Linked DNA regions of Homo sapiens: all the other regions are linked to region 1. The links are chromatin contacts, found by Hi-C or POLR2A ChIA-PET in ENCODE. All regions are on one chromosome and are shown on one strand. Each heading gives the region's core, a stretch centred on a gene start or an enhancer-like site at or near the end of the contact. The rest is flanking DNA. Distances are from core to core; before and after follow the strand shown.

Region 1 (3,393 bases), core at 36-2,535:
TGGCTTCTGGATAATTCTTCGAAAATGAGGAATCTTTTGATAAAACAATTCCCAGGGTCAACTTGATCTTTTCTGAATATGCAGATTTACATTATCCACCAACCTGGTATTTTGTACTGACTAAAAACTCCAAATGTATACTGAGCACCTGCCTGTCTGCCTGATTCCTCACCTGGGCACCAGAAGTCTTGATCCATGCTCTTCTCCTTTTGTGCTGCCGGATGCTCCTTCTCTTCCCTGGAGATGCTGTCCTTGGACACAGAGAGTGAGTGGCCCAATCTCTGGGCACGGTCCCCACTGCCAGGAGACACAAGGCCTCCCGGGAGCCCGGCCTGGCCCCTTGTGGTGGCCTTCAATTCCTCGGCGTCCTCCTGGGAGTCGGCATTCCTGAAGCTCAGGACTCTCATCCGTGACACTGAGCTCACCTCTTTCATTCTCATCAGGCGGTCAGGGTCTGCTCTCCTAGGCGGGGAGGCCAGTTTCTCTTGTAAACTTTCAATCACTTTGGAAGGGCTTCTAAGTCTCTTTTCAGAGCCTGCCACACTTGGGGTTCTTTCTACAAAATGGAATAAAGTGGACCTGAAGGGTGGTTTTGTTTCCACATCCTTTTGTTCGAAGAACTTGGACTCCAAGGGGCTGGGCTCAGGCTCAGGGACAGGGTCTGTGCTGGTGACAACCCCGTCCACATCTGAGTGCTCAAAAGCCTGAGGAGCCCGCCTGGCACTGTCCCTGTCCCCTACAAAGAGAGGGCTCTTGGTCCAGCCGCACTTCCTCCTGCCATAAAAGGCATCAGTGGACACCCTGGGGACATCTGCCGGTGCTGGGCGAGATAGCAACTCTTCCTGGGGGGACTCTGGGGTGCAGGCACTTGCATCGGGCTCAGCAGGCTGGTTCTGTCCCGCTCTCCGGATGCCCGGCAGGAGGGACTCCACCGCCACCTCAATGCCCAGGATCCTTGCAGCCCTGGCTTGCAAGGACTCACCTGGGGGGATTTCTATTGTGCTTGCTTCACCCAAAGACCCCTCTAGCTCACTGGCACCCTGTTCTTGCCCAGGGGTGAGCCCCACAGACCGTAAGTCTGGAGCTGAGAGCCCTCGGTTCTTGTTAGACAGGGACAGTGGGAGCCCTGCCCCCCTCTCTCCACCACTGTCAAACTTCCGAGGGACCGCTTCACTTGGTTTCACAGAGCTGAAAGCACTGGTGATTTTCGGACTTTCCTGGGGCTCCCTAGGTTCAGCTGGATAGGACGCGGGCAGTGGTTTTGCGTCACTTGATCTTGAAGACATTCTCGTCACAGGAAATGGGCTACCTGCCAGCTCGTCCATTCCGTTGCTAACCTCCAGGTGTCTCTTCTCTGCACTCGTGCTTCCATCTGCTGAGCAGAAAGGTGCACCGCCACCTTCTTCCACGCGAAAGCGGCCCGGGGATGGAGGCCAGGCACGTGGGTGGCCAGGCTGCAGCTCCTCACTCCAGCTCTCAGACTTACTCTCACCTCTTCCCGACCTACACACAGGGCTCTCCGGCACCCACATCCTCGGCTGTGGCTCAACCCTCATTTCCGGGCTGTTTCCGCGGAAGCCCACATCCTCCTGTCTGCAGTGAGCACGGTTCTCCTGCTGCGGCTCCGCCTCACTCTCCTCACTGCTGCTGCTGCTGCTGCTGCTGCTACTGCTGCTTTCTTCCTCTTCCTGGAGCTCCTTGTTAAAACTTTCTAACTGACTGATCAAATCCCAGGGACGACGGCTGACCGGTTTCAGGAGAAACTGCCCAAAGAGTTGTTTACTGTTGCAAGGGCCCGTGGGCTCCCCCTTCACCACCTCCCGCTTAGGCCCAGGGTGGGCTCCAAGCCCGTGGACATCCACGCAGGGCTGACTTCGGCCTGCTTTTGGCGTCGGTGCCTGGTCCACGGACAAGGAAGTCCTTGAGAACGCACTGTTGCTGGATGGGCTGAGGGACCTGTGACCTTTCAGGTTACGGGCACTTGGCCTCTGTTTGTGATCACCGGTAGGGAATGCTGTGTGCGTCTGAGCTTCGGAGGCAGCAGGGTCTGAACATTTTGGACTCAATGCTGCACGACTCGGCCCTCCCAGCTTTGCACCAGGGAGCAGCTGCGAACTTTGGGGCTCCTCGGAGAAACTGGTTTGTGTTTGCTGATCTCTGTACCGGTGCCCTGGCCAAGAGCCAGAATGCTTGAGTTCTCTGTGCTTTGTAAGGTGGATGAAACTGAGGTCATTTGTTTGTCTGTCTTCTTCTGGTTCCCCTAGATCTTGTTTTTGGAACTCCGTTCTCCCACCCATGCTTCCTGTGAGGGCCTGCAGCTCCAGGTCGGTGGAAGACATGCTCAGCAGACTCTGTTCTTGCAGAGCCGGGCTCTTATCAGACCCATTCTTTTGATCAGCACTGGGCTTTAAGTCATTGTTGTCCATATCTCTATCTGGCAGATGTGATTCTGATTTCACTGGGATAGAAACCAAGCAAAATATAGTCTCGTTCATTTTTTTCTTTGAACTTTTCTTGGTCCGAGTCCCAGTTTGGAACTTTTTGAGCTTGGTTTGAGTTTCGCAGGTGCTCTCGCCCTGTGAGTAAGGGGAGGAAACTTGTCTTCCAGTGTGCCCGTGCTGGCTGCCTCTCACATCAGGCCACTGTCCCCTTGCCACACAGCGGTCTCTCTGGTTGGGGAGGCCACTGTTTTCCCCATCCCCGGGGGGCTGGCCCCACAGCCACCGGGGGCTGGAATCGGCCAAGACCAGGCCTCTCTCATCCCCCGACGGGGGTATTAAGCTCTGTGGATTCCAAATGGCACCATCAGGCTGCATTCCTCCATGAGCCGGCTCTTGAGCAGTGACAGGACTGGAGTTATATGATTTATCGTCAAGCTTTATGTCTTCACAGAAACCCTGGGGCTGAGCTAGTTTAAAATGTCGTAACCGTGGATCATCAAAGGGAATGTACTGAACGAAGCCGTCATAGGCAGTGACAGGTCGGGGATGTGCGGGGAGCCCCTGAGGCAAGCGGGGGCTCACACCATACTCATTCCCAGTTCCAGGGGGGCCTGAAGGAGGCTGACCGCTGGCCCCAGCCTTCTCGGTCGGAGACTGCTGTTGACTGTGACCGCCACACACATTTATGGGCACCGTGTCTTCCAAGTAGGGGTTTGGGATGTTCTGCGGGGGCGATCTGTATGAGGGCGGAGGCACGTACACTGGAGGTTCCAATCCAGGGTCTGACAGGCAGAGCTCATGCCTGGGGACATAGGCGTCCATCTGCTGGCTGTCCTGAGAGTCACTGCTGTCCGCTCCTCCCCTAGACTGCTGGTGCGAGCTGTAAGATGGGGGCTTGAGGGGCCTCCCAAACTTAGGCCGGGGAAATGGGGCTGAGCAGCCACTCTTCTCA
Region 2 (3,527 bases), core at 943-3,442, 410 kb after region 1:
TCGCTCTCGTATTTAAAATAACTTGACGGATGACAGTGCCCATTCAGTCAATCGGCCCTCGACGTTGGATTTGCTACCTGGGCTTGTTGTCTGCGAGTTAAGGTCCTGCAAAAAGCCCCTGGCTTGTCACCTCAACTAACCTATCTCCTCCAGCAATTCTCTCAATACATCCTCGGGTTGTATTGTAATTCATTTTCCATAGCAGAAATGTGGAGGGCTCTAGAGAAGGTACAAGGCAAATTTTTTTTTTAAATTTTATTTTTGGTTGGCCGCGGTGGCTCACGCCTGTAATCCCAGCCCTTTGGGAGGCTGAGGCGGACGAATCACCTGATATCGGGAGTTTGAGACCAGCCTGACCAACATGGAGAAACCCCATCTCTACTAAAAATACAAAATTAGCCGGGCGTGGTGGCGCATGCCTGTAATCCCAGCTACTCGGGAGGCTGAGGCAGGAGAATCGCTTGAACCAGGGAGGCGGAGGTTGTGGTGAGCCCAGATCGCTCCATTGCACCCCAGCCTGGGCAACAAGAACGAAACTCAGTCTCAAAAATTTTTTTGTTTTATTTTATTTTTTAAATTTGAGACAAGGCCTCGCTCTGTCGCCCAGGCTGGAGTGCCATGGCGCAATCATAGCTCACGGCAGACTCGAACTGCTGGGCTCAAGGGATCCCCCTACCTCAGCTTCCGAGGAGCTAGGATGACACGCGTGAGCCACCATGCCTGGCTAATTTTTAGATTTTTTGTAGAGACGGGGTAGCTATGTTGCCCAGGCTGGTCTCCAACTCCTGACCTCAAGTGATCCTCCCGCCTCGGCCTCCAAAGCGCTGGGATTACAGGCGTGCGCAACCGCGCGGAGGCAATCTAGAAACTGCAGAGGGAGCACGGACCTGGGCACTGGGAAGAATAGGGCGTGGACTTGGAGTGTGACCGCGTTTGAATCTGGGTTGTGCCTGGGACACCCCACCTCCTGGGCCGTAGGTGGGGGGGGAGAGAGAGAGAGAGAGAGAGAGAGAGAGAGGATGTCGACCTTACATGGCTCCTAGCTCTCCGCGCTCTAGCCGAATGCCTGGTTCCTAGTGGGTGCTTGATACGTGGGAAATGTAGGGGGAGGGGGTGGCGGGGCATTGGGAATGTCCCGCAGAGTGGATTTCGGGAGAGTGGCGCTTTTCTCTAGAACTCTCTTCCGGTTACACCTGGAGTAAAAGCTTGACACTCTAGAAGGAAAACCCCAGATGAGCAGCTAGGACTGAGGGTTAGCGGTAGGCGGGAGCGGGGAGATAGTACAAGTACGCTTCCTAATGAGGCGGTGCCGCAAAATAACCAATTTTAATAAAGACTGCAGAGAAGAAAACCAGGTTCTGCTGGCGGAGTGCACAGGCTCCCAGCCGAGCGCCCAACAACCAGGTTCCGGGCCCACCCTGCCGCAGCCTCTTGGAAATCTCTAAGTTGGAATGTGTGCGTGCGCACCACGGGTCACTGCCCTCTTTGTGTGTGAATTTGAAGCGAAATCTGGGCGAGGCGGGGCCGTGCTACTAGCAATCGGACCCACAGTCGCGGTTCCAAGAAGCCCCGAAGCTTCCCCGGCTTCCCGCAGCACTGCTGGGAGGGCACACGGCGCCTCTGTCCCCACCCCAGAGCGTGGGGCGCGCGGAAAAAGGTCTGGTGACTGCCCTCCCCGCCGCCCCCCGGGAGCGTGCCCTCCCGCCGGACCCTGGGACTCCAGAGAAGCGCCGAGGGCGCGAGTACACTAAGATATACGACCTTCCCTGGGGACCGGGAAGGGCACAACCACCTCTTGCAACTCCGCCACTAAGACGCCTTGGGTCACCAGGCCCGGGGGAAAACTCGTCCCCGTCCCAGGCTCTCGATTCGGGCCGCAGCTCACGTCCCGCGCTCCTCCCTGCGCGCCGCTCTGCTCCTCCCTAGTCCCGCCTCCAGCTCCGCCCGGGCGCCCAGAGGGCAAATGAGGGGCGGCGGGGTGGCGGGTGGGGGGGAGACGCGGAATTTCCCAGCGCGGGGGCTCTGGCTTACCCTGCAACCGGGCAGTCTCTTTCTGTTTACGGAGAGAAAGGGGAAATGGAAAAGTCGGGGAGGCGGTGGCTGGCGTCCGCTGCGCCGCCCCTGGGCAGGCTCAGACGCCGTGAGTCAGGGGCAGAGCAGGGCGGTCTGAGCGTGCGGGCGACGCGGGTCTCACTCGTCCGCTCCGCTCTGGACTGCGCGCCACGCTCTGGGGTCCGGCGCCCTGGTTCCTGCTTCTGCCGCTGCCGCCGCCGGATCCCAGTGGCCCGGCGTGCTCGGCTCCCACAGGCCTGCAGCCAGCATCGCACCGAACCTTCGGGGGGCCGCGGCTGGAGCGCTCGGCCGGCGTGGGAGCGCCAAGGCCGCAGGTAATCCAGGGTTGGGGGTCTCCGGCGTGTCTTTCGGGTCGCGTCCCGCCTGGGTGCCCCGGGGATTCCCATGCAGAAATGGAGGGTGCCCCCAGCAGAGGGGAAAACTCTGGCGTGGGAAGAGGTGGGGGCGTGCCCACAGCTGCGCTCGCGGGTCGCCGGCTGCACCAGGCACAGCTGGAAAGCACCTTGCGCAAGGGTCTCACGGGGTGCAGACTCGCGACTCCTCCCCCTTCCTCCTCCTTCCCGTATCCGCAGCGCCAGGGCAGTGCTGGTCTGGGCAGTGCGCGGGGAAGCGGGGACCCGCTGTCACTGCGCCTCCCGCTGCCGACGCCGCCTGGACGGCCGCACTCTCCCTGCCCGAGACCCGGTGAGTGCAGCTCGGAGGCTGGAGGACCCGATCCTCCCAAATGCTGGGTGCTTTGATAATTTATAAGCCTTTTAGGCTCCCTTGACTTAGAGAACCAGGAGGAAAGGAGTGGGAGTGTGGGTTGGCGGAGCCCAGAGACTTGTGAATGGCTGGAACTAAATTCAAGTTTGTAACCCGGACTCTATCCCATGACTAAAGAGGTCATAGCAGAACACGAAGGCTGGGCTTTTGGTCTAAGAAAGAATACTAGGAGAAAAAAAAAGTTATTTTCACGGAAGTTGTTTTCGAGCGATAGTGCATGATCAGGACTCTGAAATTTTTCTAGCTCTGGGCGGAGAAGGACGCCTAGGGATTGTCTCCATAGTTAACAGGGGAAGGCCACCGGCTGCCTGTAAGAGAGAAACGTTGCGATGCTTGTCTATTTCACTTTTGGGAAGACAAGATTAAAGGCTGCTCTTGATAAAAAACAGGGACAGAAAGGCTCTTGCAGTTGCTTTACATACCTGTGGCCTGAGTCGTTTGTGCCAAGGAGAGTGTAATCCACTTCCAGCTGACGCCCCCAGCTCTCTGCGACGGATTGAGGTTTGTGTGCAGGACGTCTGGCATACGGCCCATGAGGACTTTGTCGTGTAAAGCAAATGGGAACGTTGAGGCATGTAGAGGTTTTGAAGCAGAGTGTCGGTCCTTCCTTCCATACGCCTGAAACGCATAATCCGGGGCTTTTTGAGAGCAAAAACATAGTCAGAAATGTGCCCTGAGGGAGAATGTAC
Region 3 (3,559 bases), core at 782-3,281, 500 kb after region 1:
CCACAGTGAGCTGAGTGCCACCACACCTGGCTAATTTTTGTACTTTTAGTAGAGACTGGGTTTCACCATGTTGGCCAGGCGGGTCTCAAACTCCTGACCTCAGGTGATCCACCTGCCTCGGCCTCCCAAAATGCTGGGATTATAGGTGTGAGCCACTGCGCCCGGCCTGCAATAGCAAAGAAATGTAAGTACAAACATACTTCAAATTTTAAAAGAGTTTCTAAGCTGGGCACAGTGGCTCACACCTGTAATCCCAGAACTTTGGGAGGCCGAGGTGGGTAGATCATGAGGTCAAGAGATTGAGACCATCCTGGCCAAACTGGTGAAACCCCATCTCTAGTAAAAATACAAAAATTAGCTGGGCATGGTGGTACATGCTTGTAGTCCCAGCTGCTCAGGAGTCTGAGGCAGGAGAATTGCTTGAACCTGGAAGGCGGAGGTTGCAGTGAGCCAAGATGGCACCACTGCACTCCAGCCTGGGCGACAGAGCGAGACTCCGTCTCAAAAAAAAAAAAATAAATAAATAAATAAATAAATAAATAAAAAATAAAAACCCCATAAAGAAGCAGTTTCTATAATGCCTATGTACATTTCAAATAATACTAACACTAATATTAATACAAATGCTAATAAAAGAATATAAATATTTTAACCCAACTTAAGTAATAAACATTACCAAATACCTTTTCCCATTCTTTTCCCAGAGCTAATTATGATCCTGATTTTGTTAATTACCTCTTTGCCTTTCATTAATTACTTCTTTGCCTTTCTTTATAATTTTGCCAATTTTTACTTATCTCTAAGTAATAAATACATTACTGAATATTGCTTATTTTTAAGCTTTATTGTACTATGTAAACTTGGTTTGGCACAAAATTATGTTTTTGAGATTTAACCACATTGATTGAGATACTCCCTTCCCCCCGCCATTTTTTCCTTACCTTATTGGTTGCAATTGATTATTAATATTTCACATGAATATTTTACCTAATCCAAAGTTAACTAATAAACTTTATTCTGCTCCCAAATCAAAGAACCTCAGAATGCTTTAACATCAATCTCTCCACTCACAGTTAACATACCATTGTTGTCCAGTAATGTTCAACTTCACACATATAATGTTCAACACAATATATGTTAACCATTATATTGGTTAACATAATCAGTGAATTTATATTTTCCCACATTTAGGCCAGGCATGGTGGCTCATGCCTGTAATCCCAGCACTTTGGGAGGCCGAGGTGGGTGGATCACCTGAGTTCAGGAGTTCAAGACCAGCCTGGCCAACATGGTGAAACCCCGTCTTTACTAAAAATACAAAAATAAGCTGGGCATGGTGGAGGGCACCTGTAATCCCAGCTACTCAGGAGGCTGAGGCAGGAGAATCACTTGAACCTGGGAGATGGAGATTGCAGTGAACCGAGATCACATCACTGCACTCCAGCCTGGGTAACAGATTAAGACTCAGTTTAAAAAAAAAAAAATAGCAGGGCACGGTGGCTCACACCTGTAATCCCAACACTTTGGGAGGCCAAGGTGGGTGGATCACCCGAGGTCAGGAGTTCGAGACCAGCCTGGCCAACATGGTGAAACCCCATCTCTACTAAAAAAAAAAAAAAAAAAAAATTAGCCGGGCGCGTTGGCAGGCGCCTGTAATCCCAGCTACTCAGGAGGCTGAGACAGGAGAATCACTTGTACCCTGGAGGCGGAGGTTGCAGTGAGCCGAGACTGCGCCATTGCACTCCAACCTGGGCAAGAAGAGCAAAACTCCATCTCAAAAGAAAAAATGTTCCCACATTTTATTTATTCACCAATCTTTCTTGTATCTCAGACTTCTCTGTGATCATTTCCTTTTATTGGGAATTGTATATTTTAGAGTTTTTGAGAGTCTGTTAATGGTAATTATTCTCAGTATTGCTTTTTCAAAAACAATCTTTCAAAAACATCTTCAAGATGTCACAATTTTACTTTTTTCTTTTAAGAATTGCCTTGTTTGGGCAGGCAGTTTCCTGTCAATACTCACTTTCTCACGGCACTAATATTGAAGATAATAATCTACAGTTTCCTGACTTTCACTTTTGCTGCTGAGTAATTAGCTGTTCATTTTATTTTCACTCCTTTGTAGATCATATGTCTTTTCTCTCTGGCTGTTTCTTTCCAGATGCTTCTTTTTTTTTTTGAGACAGAGTTTCATTCTTCTCACCCAGGCTGGAGTGCAGTGGTGCAATCTCAGCTCAAGGCAACCTCTGCCTTCTGGGTTCAAGAGATTCTCCTGCCTCAGCCTCCTGAGTAGCTGGGATTACAGGCGCCCGCCACCATGCCCGGCTAATTTTTGTATTTTTAGTAGAGACAGGGTTTCACCATGTTGGCCAGGCTGGTCTCAAACTCCCGACCTCAGATGATTCATCACCCTCAGCTTCCCAAAGTGCTGGGCTTACAGGCATGAGCCACAGTGCCTGGCCCCCGGATGCATTTAACAATTATTCTGCTTGGGATCTGTGGGAGTTGCTGAATGTATTACATCAATGATCTCTGTCCACCTCCCTGGTTCAAGGTTTTCTCCTGCCTCAGCCTCCCAAGTAGCTGGGACTACAGGTGCATGTCACCCCATCTGGCTAATTTTTGTATTTTTAGTAGAGACGGGGTTTCACCATGTTGGTCAGACTGGTCTCAAACTCCCATCCTTAAGTGATCAACCCCCCTCAGCCTCCCAAAGTGTTGGGATTATAGGTATAGGCCACCGCACCCTGCTTTCTTTGTTTTGATACAGGGTCTTGCTCTGTCACTCAGGCTGGAGGGCAGTGGCACAATCTCAGCTTCCTGCAGCCTCAACCTCTTGGCTCAAGCGATTCTCCTATCTCAGCCTCTTGAGTAGCTGGGACCACAGGCATGTGCCACCACACCTGGCTCGTTTTTGTATTTTTTGTTGAGATAGGGTTTCACTATGTTGCCCAGGCTAGACTTGAACTCCTGACTCAAAAAATCCTCCCACGTCCCAATGTGCTGGGATTATAAGCATGAGCCATCACACCTGGCCGTATCAATTCTCAAAATTCTGAGTCCTACCCTTGCTAATATTGCCTCTCACACACATTCTCTGCTACTGCTTTCCTGACTCAATGCATGCTGGGCCTTCTCTGCTATGTGTCTTAACCTCTTTATTACTTTCATTTTTTATTTTTATTTTTGGCACTGTAGGGTACATTTTGAGTAATTTATTCAAAAGTATCCTCCATCCCACTAATTTGGTCTTTAATTGTATCTAATCTGGTGTTTGCGTTTCGATTTTTAATTGTAGTCATTATCTTTTTATATGTTAGTTGTGTTAGTTGAAGTTTGGATTTAGTTCTATTGTTTTTTCTTTCTGTGCATTCTTCCTCATGATTTTTTTTTTTTTTTTTGAGACAAAAGTCTCGCTCTGTCAGCAGGCTGGAGTGCTGTGGTGTGATCTTACCTCACTGCAACCTCTGTCTCCCGGGTTCAAGTGATTCTCCTGCCTCAGCCTCCTGAGTACCTGGGACAACAGGAGCGTGCCACCAGACCCAGCTAATTTTTGTAT

What was found. A loop is a pair of places that touch in the nucleus more often than their neighbours do. ChIA-PET counts read pairs that join two places held with the same protein, here RNA polymerase II (POLR2A). Pooled maps may share reads with other maps.
Region 2: a map of naive thymus-derived CD4-positive, alpha-beta T cell shows a loop between it and region 1 (9-fold over the local background). The contact joins the promoter of MAP3K8 here to the enhancer-like site in region 1. A Hi-C loop is called at or near these places in 1 of 168 maps with a recorded cell type or tissue (naive thymus-derived CD4-positive, alpha-beta T cell) and 7 of 50 pooled maps. POLR2A ChIA-PET finds 5 or more read pairs at or near these places in 2 of 52 experiments (GM12878 and activated CD4-positive, alpha-beta T cell).
Region 3: a map of natural killer cell shows a loop between it and region 1 (6-fold over the local background). The contact joins two enhancer-like sites. A Hi-C loop is called at or near these places in 6 of 168 maps with a recorded cell type or tissue (CD4-positive, alpha-beta T cell, CD4-positive, alpha-beta memory T cell, CD8-positive, alpha-beta T cell and 2 more) and 10 of 50 pooled maps. POLR2A ChIA-PET finds 5 or more read pairs at or near these places in 2 of 52 experiments (CD4-positive, alpha-beta T cell and naive thymus-derived CD4-positive, alpha-beta T cell).

What each region holds. Positions count from the first base shown.
Region 1 is chr10:30,025,931-30,029,323 of GRCh38, forward strand. JCAD (junctional cadherin 5 associated) reads right to left here. Exons shown (of 4, transcript NM_020848.4): 3 at 173-3,393. Among named protein-coding and RNA genes, the nearest start is that of JCAD, 32 kb to the right of the region's middle. RefSeq lists enhancers at 1,409-1,468, 1,649-1,718, 2,437-3,166, 3,167-3,393. Within about 2 kb of position 1,286, at least 20 of the 41 ENCODE cell types and tissues checked have a DNase peak (open chromatin) inside an H3K27ac peak, as active enhancers do; they include natural killer cell, where a contact is called at or near this core.
Region 2 is chr10:30,431,992-30,435,518 of GRCh38, forward strand. MAP3K8 (mitogen-activated protein kinase kinase kinase 8) reads left to right here and starts at 2,193. Exons shown (of 9, transcript NM_005204.4): 1 at 2,193-2,387. RefSeq lists enhancers at 180-1,061, 1,733-1,872, 2,593-2,692, 2,983-3,032, 3,157-3,527 and a silencer at 1,913-2,152.
Region 3 is chr10:30,523,765-30,527,323 of GRCh38, forward strand. No RefSeq gene overlaps it. Among named protein-coding and RNA genes, the nearest start is that of MAP3K8, 91 kb to the left of the region's middle. Within about 2 kb of position 2,032, at least 3 of the 41 ENCODE cell types and tissues checked have a DNase peak (open chromatin) inside an H3K27ac peak, as active enhancers do; they include natural killer cell, where a contact is called at or near this core.